2 separate regions of the Homo sapiens genome follow, and region 1 is linked to region 2. The links are chromatin loops, found by intact Hi-C in ENCODE. Cell type or tissue: CD4-positive, alpha-beta T cell. All regions are shown on one strand. Region 1 overlaps PWRN2 (Prader-Willi region non-protein coding RNA 2). Region 2 has its middle 5.6 kb from the start of PWRN1.

Region 1 (4,000 bases), 390 kb before region 2:
TCCCATTTCCTGGGACAGTTCTAAAGACTCAGGTAAGAGCAATTAACTCAGCTCTTTGTGCGGAGGTAGCTGCAGGAAGGGTATGGACTACTATTACCCTTTTGGTAGTCACAGTGGCACATCCGGCTCTGTGCACATCTTTCATTAAGCTGCTCCCATCAGTGTAGTTCAAGTCCAGAGCACTCATTGTCTAGTTTGACAGGTTCAGCATGCTTGAATAAGCTGCATCAAGGATTTACAGTCATGCTTTAACCCAGGATTGTGTTCAGTGGCTGAGAGCAGTGTGGCAGGGTTTAGAGCCATGGTGGTTTGTAGGGTGATATTTGGATCATATAAGAGGATGGCCTGGTATCTGCCCACTCACCCCACAGTGAGCCAGTAGCCTCCCGTTTGTTCTAGCAGAGTCAGCACCTGATGGGGTACAAACAAGGTAACTGGCTGTCCCAGAGTAAATTGTTCTACTTCCTGTAGGACTTCACAGTGGGTGCTCTTGCCCAGAGGAAGGGGAGCCATCCCTTAATCTTTGGTGTAATTGTTTAGAGAAATAGGCCATGGATTGTGGGGCATCTCCCAGCATTTGCATTAGCACAACCCACACCTATGCTTTGTTTCTCTTGGATATAGAGTTTGAACAGCTTTTGGGAATTTGGTATCCCAGTGCAGGGGGTGATATCAGCTTTTCTTTGATGGTATAAAATGTTTGTTGACCTTTAGATGTCCAGAGAAGGGCCTCTGAGTCTAGTGAATCCTTTAAGGATTCATAAAGTGTTTTAGTCATTAGTCCAAACTTAGGAATCAAATCTGGCAGAAGCTAACCCTTTCTAAGAATCCCCATGGTTGCCCCCATTCTCTGGAGCTTTATGGCTGCTATTGCCTGTTTTTTGTTTTTTTTTTTTACCAGACCAGGCTCCTTTGGCCTTGCTTTAACCTAAAGCCAAGACAGGTTACTTTCTACTTACATATTTGGGGCTTCTTGGGAATACTTTGTATCCATATTGTACCAGGTGATTTAGAACTAAAATGACATCAGCTAAGCATTTCCTATAGTTGTGGCTGGCTATTAATTATCTATGTGTTGTAGCCAGGCTTCTTAATCTTGTTGTAGGTCTCCTAAGTCTTTTGCCAGTATTTCCCCAAAAATTGTTGGTGCATTTTTTAACACATTGAGACCCCACTGTCTAACAGTATTGAAAGGTTGTTTTAGTCTCTCGGTCCTGTCATTAAAAATAATAATGATAATTGTTGGGTCTTTTCTTCAATTGGAATGCAGAAGAAAACATCTTTCAGATCTAGCACTGAAAAGCATTCATAATGTCTATATATAGCAGTCAGTAGAGTATCTGGGTTAGGCACCACTGGGTGAATATCCAAGACTATTTTATTAACGGTTCTCAGGTCTTGGGCAAATTGATATTTGTAGAAGTGTAGCTTCCTTACAGGCACGATAGGGCTATTATATGGGGATCTGCAAGGATGAATCAGTCCACTTCTCAAATTTTTGAAAGACAGGCTGTATTCCTTCTAAGGCTTCCTTTCTTAATGTATACTGATTTTTTTATTCGCCTCCTCCCCGCCGCCCAGGTCACAGTAGCCCCTTCTATTTTTTCTATATGCACTCACTGTATATTTCTTGTTTTTCCTGGGATTCCTTCTGCCTATTCACAATTACGCACTCTCTCATAGACTTCTGAGGGAGAATTCTTGTTTCTTCTTAAGGCAAGTGAGTAACATCTTAGTTGCAGTGCTTGCTTTAGCAGGACCTGCAGCCATAGTTGTTTCTCTGGGGATAAATTACTTGAGTATTTAATTTGCATAATGGGTCTTTTCCCAGCAAGGGAATTGGGCATTCTTACATATAGAAATAGCAGTGCCTTAGGTCCAAACTTTCTAGTTTGCATTCTAAAGGTTGTAGGAAAGCCTTTTGTTGCATTATTCTTGCAACTCCTATCACAGGTACAATCATTTTGGTGCTTTTTGCTCATAAAGTGTTAAAACTGAATAGTTTGCCCAGTATCAACCAGGAAATCAATTAACTTTTTCCTCACTGTCAGTTGTACCCAGGGTTCCTGTGGGGAAATTTTAATTGTCTCTGAGTGATTAAGGAGAGTCCCCAGGCATCACTCTCTGTGGTCAGAGCAGTGACCCTGCTCCATGATTTGACTTTGAGCTTTTTCCTCATCATATTCCTCCTTTTTCTGGCCCCTTGGTCCTTTCTTTTGGGACAGTCATCCTTTCAGTGGCCTTTCTCCTTACACTAGGCACACTGGCTGTGTTCCAGAGGCTTGCCTCGATTTTTCTGATGCAGAGGCTTCCTTGTTCATTCCACGTTTATGGTTGAAACTTCTGTTTCTTTGTCTCTGGAGCGGGGAAGGGGTCATTCCTAGTGAGGCTTCCTGTTTTGGTACCCCTTTCCTGAGTCCAAACAGGAAGAATGTTTGTGAATATTCCAGATGGGCCATGTCCCCTTATCAATTGGAGCCCCAATTAGGGTTTGCATCCAGAATGGTCCCTTCAGGTTTGGGGTATTTGGATTTGTTTCATGGAGGCACCAAGACTCTGGACCTTCTTTGGTCTGCAGTCAGAAACATATTTAGGAGAGACTACACATCTGCTCAGGTACGCTGGTGGGTAGCACAGATAGACACATAGAGATCAGTCATTTTCTGGGGATCCATTGTATAAAGTGGGGTGGAGTTTTTCCATTTCACAAGTTAGATGTTGAAAATGGGCTGGATGTCCAGTAATGTCTGACAGGTTGCCCACTCTCATCCAAGCCACCCATGGCCATCCCTGTAAACGGTAATTCCTTTGCTCCGGCCATGGCAATTCCTTGCTAAATCATGTTCCCTGTCAAGCACTGGAGGGAGAGGCCGTCTCTGTTCTCTCATTATACTGAGGCGGCAGAGTAGCTCCCTCTTATTGGTCTGATGCCTCACTTGGTAGCATCAAGGCAATCCGGTCCAACGCAGAGGCCAGTGCTAAGGGCCCCGTATGGTGGTACTGCAGTGGGAGCTGTTGAGGTGGAGCAGAGGCCAGGTGCGTTCTGGCTGTGGTGGTTGGAGCTGCTAAAACAGCTTGGGTGTAGGACATTTAAAAGTCCTAATTCTTCTTCATTGCTTTCTGCCTGAGTTTGGCTCTCTGGCTTGTGAAGAGCCTTTTTTCCATTCTGTCCTTTGGTATAGCTAGCAGCTGGCATCTTCCCTCATGGTATGAATCCTGATTTTCGAAAAGCATGAAGGCTTGGACATATGGTAGTTTTTCCTAATTTTCCAGACCTCTGACAAAATGAGTCTAACTGCATTAAAGGCTAATATTGGTTGCGTCCATTCAGAGGTCAAAATTTATAACCTAACTTGTCCACAGTCCAAACAGCACTGCAATAATAGACCATTTTTCTGTTAGTCATGGGCTGATAGCTATAGGCTCTACAGTTAGCTAGGGTATGCCCCAGGGGCCTCCCAGAGGTGATAGAGACCTTGTTTCCCCTCCTGACGTGGTTTCTATGTCCATACTGCTCATCCCTGTGAAACAGTGATGACAACTTTTATTTGTTGTCTCTCTTCTGTTCTGCACTGCTCATATCCTTCAACCAGACCTCTATGGGTTGGAAAGACGTTTCTAGCTTCATATAAGCAGTGCAATTAATACCACTCATGGTCCTAAAAGGAAGACTTGTGGAAATCTCACCACACAGCTGGGACAGCCAAAGAGACCAGAGAATAAACTAGTTGGGCAGGCTAGTGATTAGCACCAGCTAGCACAGCACTCCCCCACCACCACCCTGCCCCCGCTCCACCCCCTGCCCCGGCCCACCAGCACATCAACTTCATCCCAAGTCCATGTTCTGCTGTCCTTAGTACCCTAGTAGATGGTAACCGAATGGCAACAAATTAAATGGTAAATTAGGCAGATAAAAAGGGCAGAGGGGTTGGAGTCAGGACTGCCTAAATACTTATCCCATATGCTGTTAAGCTTTTTTTCACATAAACAACATTAAGCA
Region 2 (4,000 bases):
ATCTTATCCCCCAGTGTGCATATAAAGGAAAAAAATATTTATACAGAAAGCTTAGAGGCAGTCCCAGAACAGGGGTTAATCAGAAGTCAACATGGTGAATTAGCTTTCAAGATTGAGTTGTTTTTGCCTCCACTGCTAGCTAGAGGGTAAATGGAGTTGATCAGCTTATGTGAAAGTATAAGTCTATTTCTTCAATAATATACCATAATACAGAAGATGAGGCACCCCTGTTTCCATGTAGTCATTGGCAGTCAGGGAGAAAAATGCCATATTCCATTCCTCTTATGATACACATGTAACTGAGTGCAGGTCCAGCTGTTCTATGCATGCAAAAGCAATGACAAAGAGGACGTGCAGGGTCAAAGGAAAGTGACTTTATTTTTCAAATTCAGCAGTAGGGAAATGGCTGGATTACACCTCTATAGACCAGTTCAAAATTTTGGGCAGAGGGCAGGGGTTTAAAGAAAGGGAAGCGTGACGCATTACATGGGAGGCATGCAGGTGATGTGCAGATTCAGGGAGTCTGTGTCTTACTCGAGACAGACTGATACCATCTTGATAGTTCCAGGCTGTAGATATCCATCCTGAGGCAATCTTTAAGAGAGAGACAATTCCACAGCTGGGCCTTTATGTTTGGTTCATTTTAAATTAGCCTCTGGTATTTTTTGACAGGCATATAGTTAGATAAGTATGCATGGTGTGAGTTTAGCCAGCATACAGTTAGGTAAATGTGTATAAGGCATGGACGTGTACAGTGGGAAACCGAAGGGGGTGTGGTTCCAAAGTATATTTCATGGTTCTACTTGAAGACTAAAGCAATGGCTTCTGCAGTTTGCTTCAAGGTTACATCTTGAGACTGGGAAGAAAAAAAAGGAGAAAGAAAAAACTTAAATGTATTTTGAAGCTATATGACTCAATTACAATCCTTCACCATAAAAGACCATTCCATTTCCAAGGAAAGTGGCAACACAGTCCATCTAGCTTCTTCCTGCTGAAAAGGGGCACAGTTAGAGGGTATCAGATTGGAATCTGTTTACCTGGAGTTGGAAATATTCGTGGGTTCCCAGACTAATGTGAGAATGTGTTAGAGCATTATAGTGTGGGGAACCAAAAGTTTCTGGGAAAGTTTTTCCTGCATCTCCATACAGATCTTGAAAAGTGACAAAAACTACAGCAACCAAACAGAACAGGGAGCAGAATACCAATTATACTGTATATGAGAGTCTTCCATGGACCTGGAAGTCGACTAAACCATGATATTGTGGGATCCTGGGAGAGGACATTTATAGCAGAAATATGAGTATTCAGTGCATGCATAGCTTGGATTATATCGTGAGAATAATCTGGTGTATTTATGCACCATTCAGTCTTAATGCACAAGTGTCCCACTGGGCTGCAGTTAGGATATCTAAGGCCATGGGGTTCTATACAGCCACTTGTCTAATCTGCGAGTGTTTTCAGTGAGAAGGGTAATGTTGGGTTAGGTGTTATTACAGGCAGCAGCTCTATACTTAGGTTATCTACTTATAATTCTACATCTATGTTTGCTGTCTGGGAGGAAAAGACAGCTAGTGAGTAGAACCAACAGGGTGCCCATTTTTGATGGTGTTGTCTGTCCTTCACATTTTCCCAGTCGTCAGGGAGAGAGTCCAGATGGGACAGGATGTGTCCTGGTAGGTAAGGGCACCCCAGGTGTATCTGCCGGTCCAGCTGTAAGGTAAGTAAGACCAGCTATGACTGCCTCAGACCCATAGCTAACTCCAGGAGAAAGGATAGGCCCCACCATGTAGCTTGATACTATTTTGCCATCCTAGCCACATATGATTAGTCAGTTGATGGGTTTGGCCACATTACTAAGAGGTAACCATCCCTTAGCCTGGCTGCTAGTGTGGGGTGTGTTGCTCTTGTGTTTTTGGATGTGTAGAGGTGCATGACCCATTGCCTGAATTTGCACCATCATCAGCCATCCTATGTTGTCATGTACAGCATAGTCTATAGAGGGGGTGATATTAACCTGCTTATGAGCCAGATGGAAGATATGTTTCCAGGTTTCCCCAAAAGTGGAGCACTCATGGTGAGTGGTACTGTAGTCATAGATGGGAAATGGGTGAGAATTCTTACTCTTGTCCTACGTATAAACATAACTCCAAGTGCTCGAGGTGCTTGCTTGGATGTGCAATGGCAAGTCAGCAGAGGAGAAAGGGGTACCTCCCCCACAGACCCAGCAGTCTGTTTCGTTTTGGAGGAAAGCCCCTGTCTACACCCATGCAGGTAGTTTCAGCAAAGATCAAGTATATACTTACTACTCTAGAATTTATTGAGAACTTCATGTTGATAAAAGTGTATCGCTTAACTCTCCTCCTTTTTCTCTTATTAATAACTTCAGATCTTTCCTTGGCTCACATAACCAGGTAGACATCTGAGTGAAGCCCACCTTTCAGTCTTTGAAGGGACTCAGCCCTTTGTACTATATCCCCTTTTTAGGAGGGCTACATTCCATCTTGGGATTGTTTGTAGTGCACAAGATGCATCCGTGTGTAATTTTCTGAATGATATCTTGGAATTGTGGGCTACTGAGATGTGGTTGCACTAGGTTGGCGAGGACATCACTCCCATAGTACGTTCCTTCATGTAGATGTTTTGAGATTGGATAAACCAAGGCCTTGGGGTTTCATCATCCTGTGAGTGTCAGTTTTCCAGGGGGAGTTGGAATCCCTTTTCTCAAACCCCTGGCTTGGGCACGTTTGGGATCTTGTTCGGTGTAATGGGGTTTAAAACCTAGTAATTCCAAATGGAGTATTCATGTCCCAGACCTGTGCCTCCCGAGCAGCTCATTTTGCAGCTTTGCCAGCTGCCTGGTTACCTTTGGTTGTGAATTATCTCTGGTGGTGGGGCAGTGCATGATGCAGTGGCAGGCAAGTCAGTTGCCTCTACTAGGGCCAGAATTTCTTTTGGGTGTTTAATGTCCGTATTTTCTCATTTCAAGCAGCCTCCTCTATGTTTCCAAAACACCCGATGGGCGTGCATTACCAGGAATGCATGTATGGAATCAGAATCCCTTTTTCTGGGACAGTTCTAAAGACTCAAGTAAGAGCAATTAACTCAGCTCTTTGTGCAGAGGTAGCTGCCGGAAGGGTATGGACTTCTATTACCCTTTTGGTAGTCACGGTGGCACATCTGGCTCTGTGTACATCTTTCATTAAGCTGCTCCCATCAGTGTAGTTCAAGTCCAGAGCACTCATTGTCTAGTTTGACAGGTTCAGCATACTTGAATAAGCTGCATCAAGGATTTAGAGTCATGCTTTAACCCAGGATTGTGTTCGGTGGCTGAGAGCAGTGTGGCAGGGTTTAGAGCCATGGTGGTTTGTAGGGTGATATTTGGATCATGTAAGAGGATGGCCTGGTATCTGCCCACTCACCCCACAGTGAGCCAGTAGCCTCCTGTTTGTTCTAGCAGAGTCAGCACCTGATGGGGCACAAATACGGTAACTGGCTGTCCCAGAGTAAATTGTTCTACTTCCTGTAGGACTTCACAATGTGTGCTCTTGCCCAGAGGAAGGGGAGCCATCCCTTAATCTTTGGTGTAATTGTTTAGAGAAATAGGCCATGGATTGTGGGGCATCTCCCAGGATTTGGATTAGCACACCCAGACCTATGCTTTGTTTCTCTTGGATATAGAATTTGAACAGCTTTTGGGAATTTGGTATCCCAGTGTGGGGGCTGATATCAGCTTTTCTTTGATGGTATAAAATGTTTGTTGACCTTTAGATGGCCAGAGAAGGGCCTCTGAGTCTAGTCCATTTAGGGATTCATAAAGGGTTTTAGTCATTAGTCCAAACTTAGGAATCGAATCTGGCAGAAGCTAACCCTTTCTAGGAATCCCCGCGGTTGCCCCCGTTCTCTGGGGCTTTATGGCTGCTATTGCCTGCTTTTTGTTTTTTTTTTTTTTTTTTTTTTTTTTTTTTTACCAGACCAGGCTCCTTTGGCCTTGCTTTAACCT

What was found. A loop is a pair of places that touch in the nucleus more often than their neighbours do. Peaks named below come from ENCODE experiments on the same cell type or tissue, not always from the same donor. Only the 100,000 strongest peaks of a DNase experiment are listed, where the experiment ranks them.
Region 1: a loop joins it to region 2, with 25 times the contacts of the local background. A loop is called at or near these places in 3 of 110 quality-filtered maps.

The regions. Positions count from the first base shown.
Region 1 is chr15:24,165,522-24,169,521 of GRCh38, forward strand. It overlaps PWRN2 (Prader-Willi region non-protein coding RNA 2), which reads right to left. Exons shown (of 2, transcript NR_152824.1): 2 at 1-3,374. The region is part of intron 2 of LOC105370732 (a long non-coding RNA gene); the gene reads right to left. It also overlaps a transcript of LOC105370733 not described here. Among named protein-coding and RNA genes, the nearest start is that of PWRN2, 2.4 kb to the right of the region's middle. In CD4-positive, alpha-beta T cell, no CTCF peak of the experiment used is centred here; no DNase peak of the experiment used is centred here.
Region 2 is chr15:24,550,594-24,554,593 of GRCh38, forward strand. No RefSeq gene overlaps it. Among named protein-coding and RNA genes, the nearest start is that of PWRN1, 5.6 kb to the right of the region's middle. In CD4-positive, alpha-beta T cell, no CTCF peak of the experiment used is centred here; no DNase peak of the experiment used is centred here.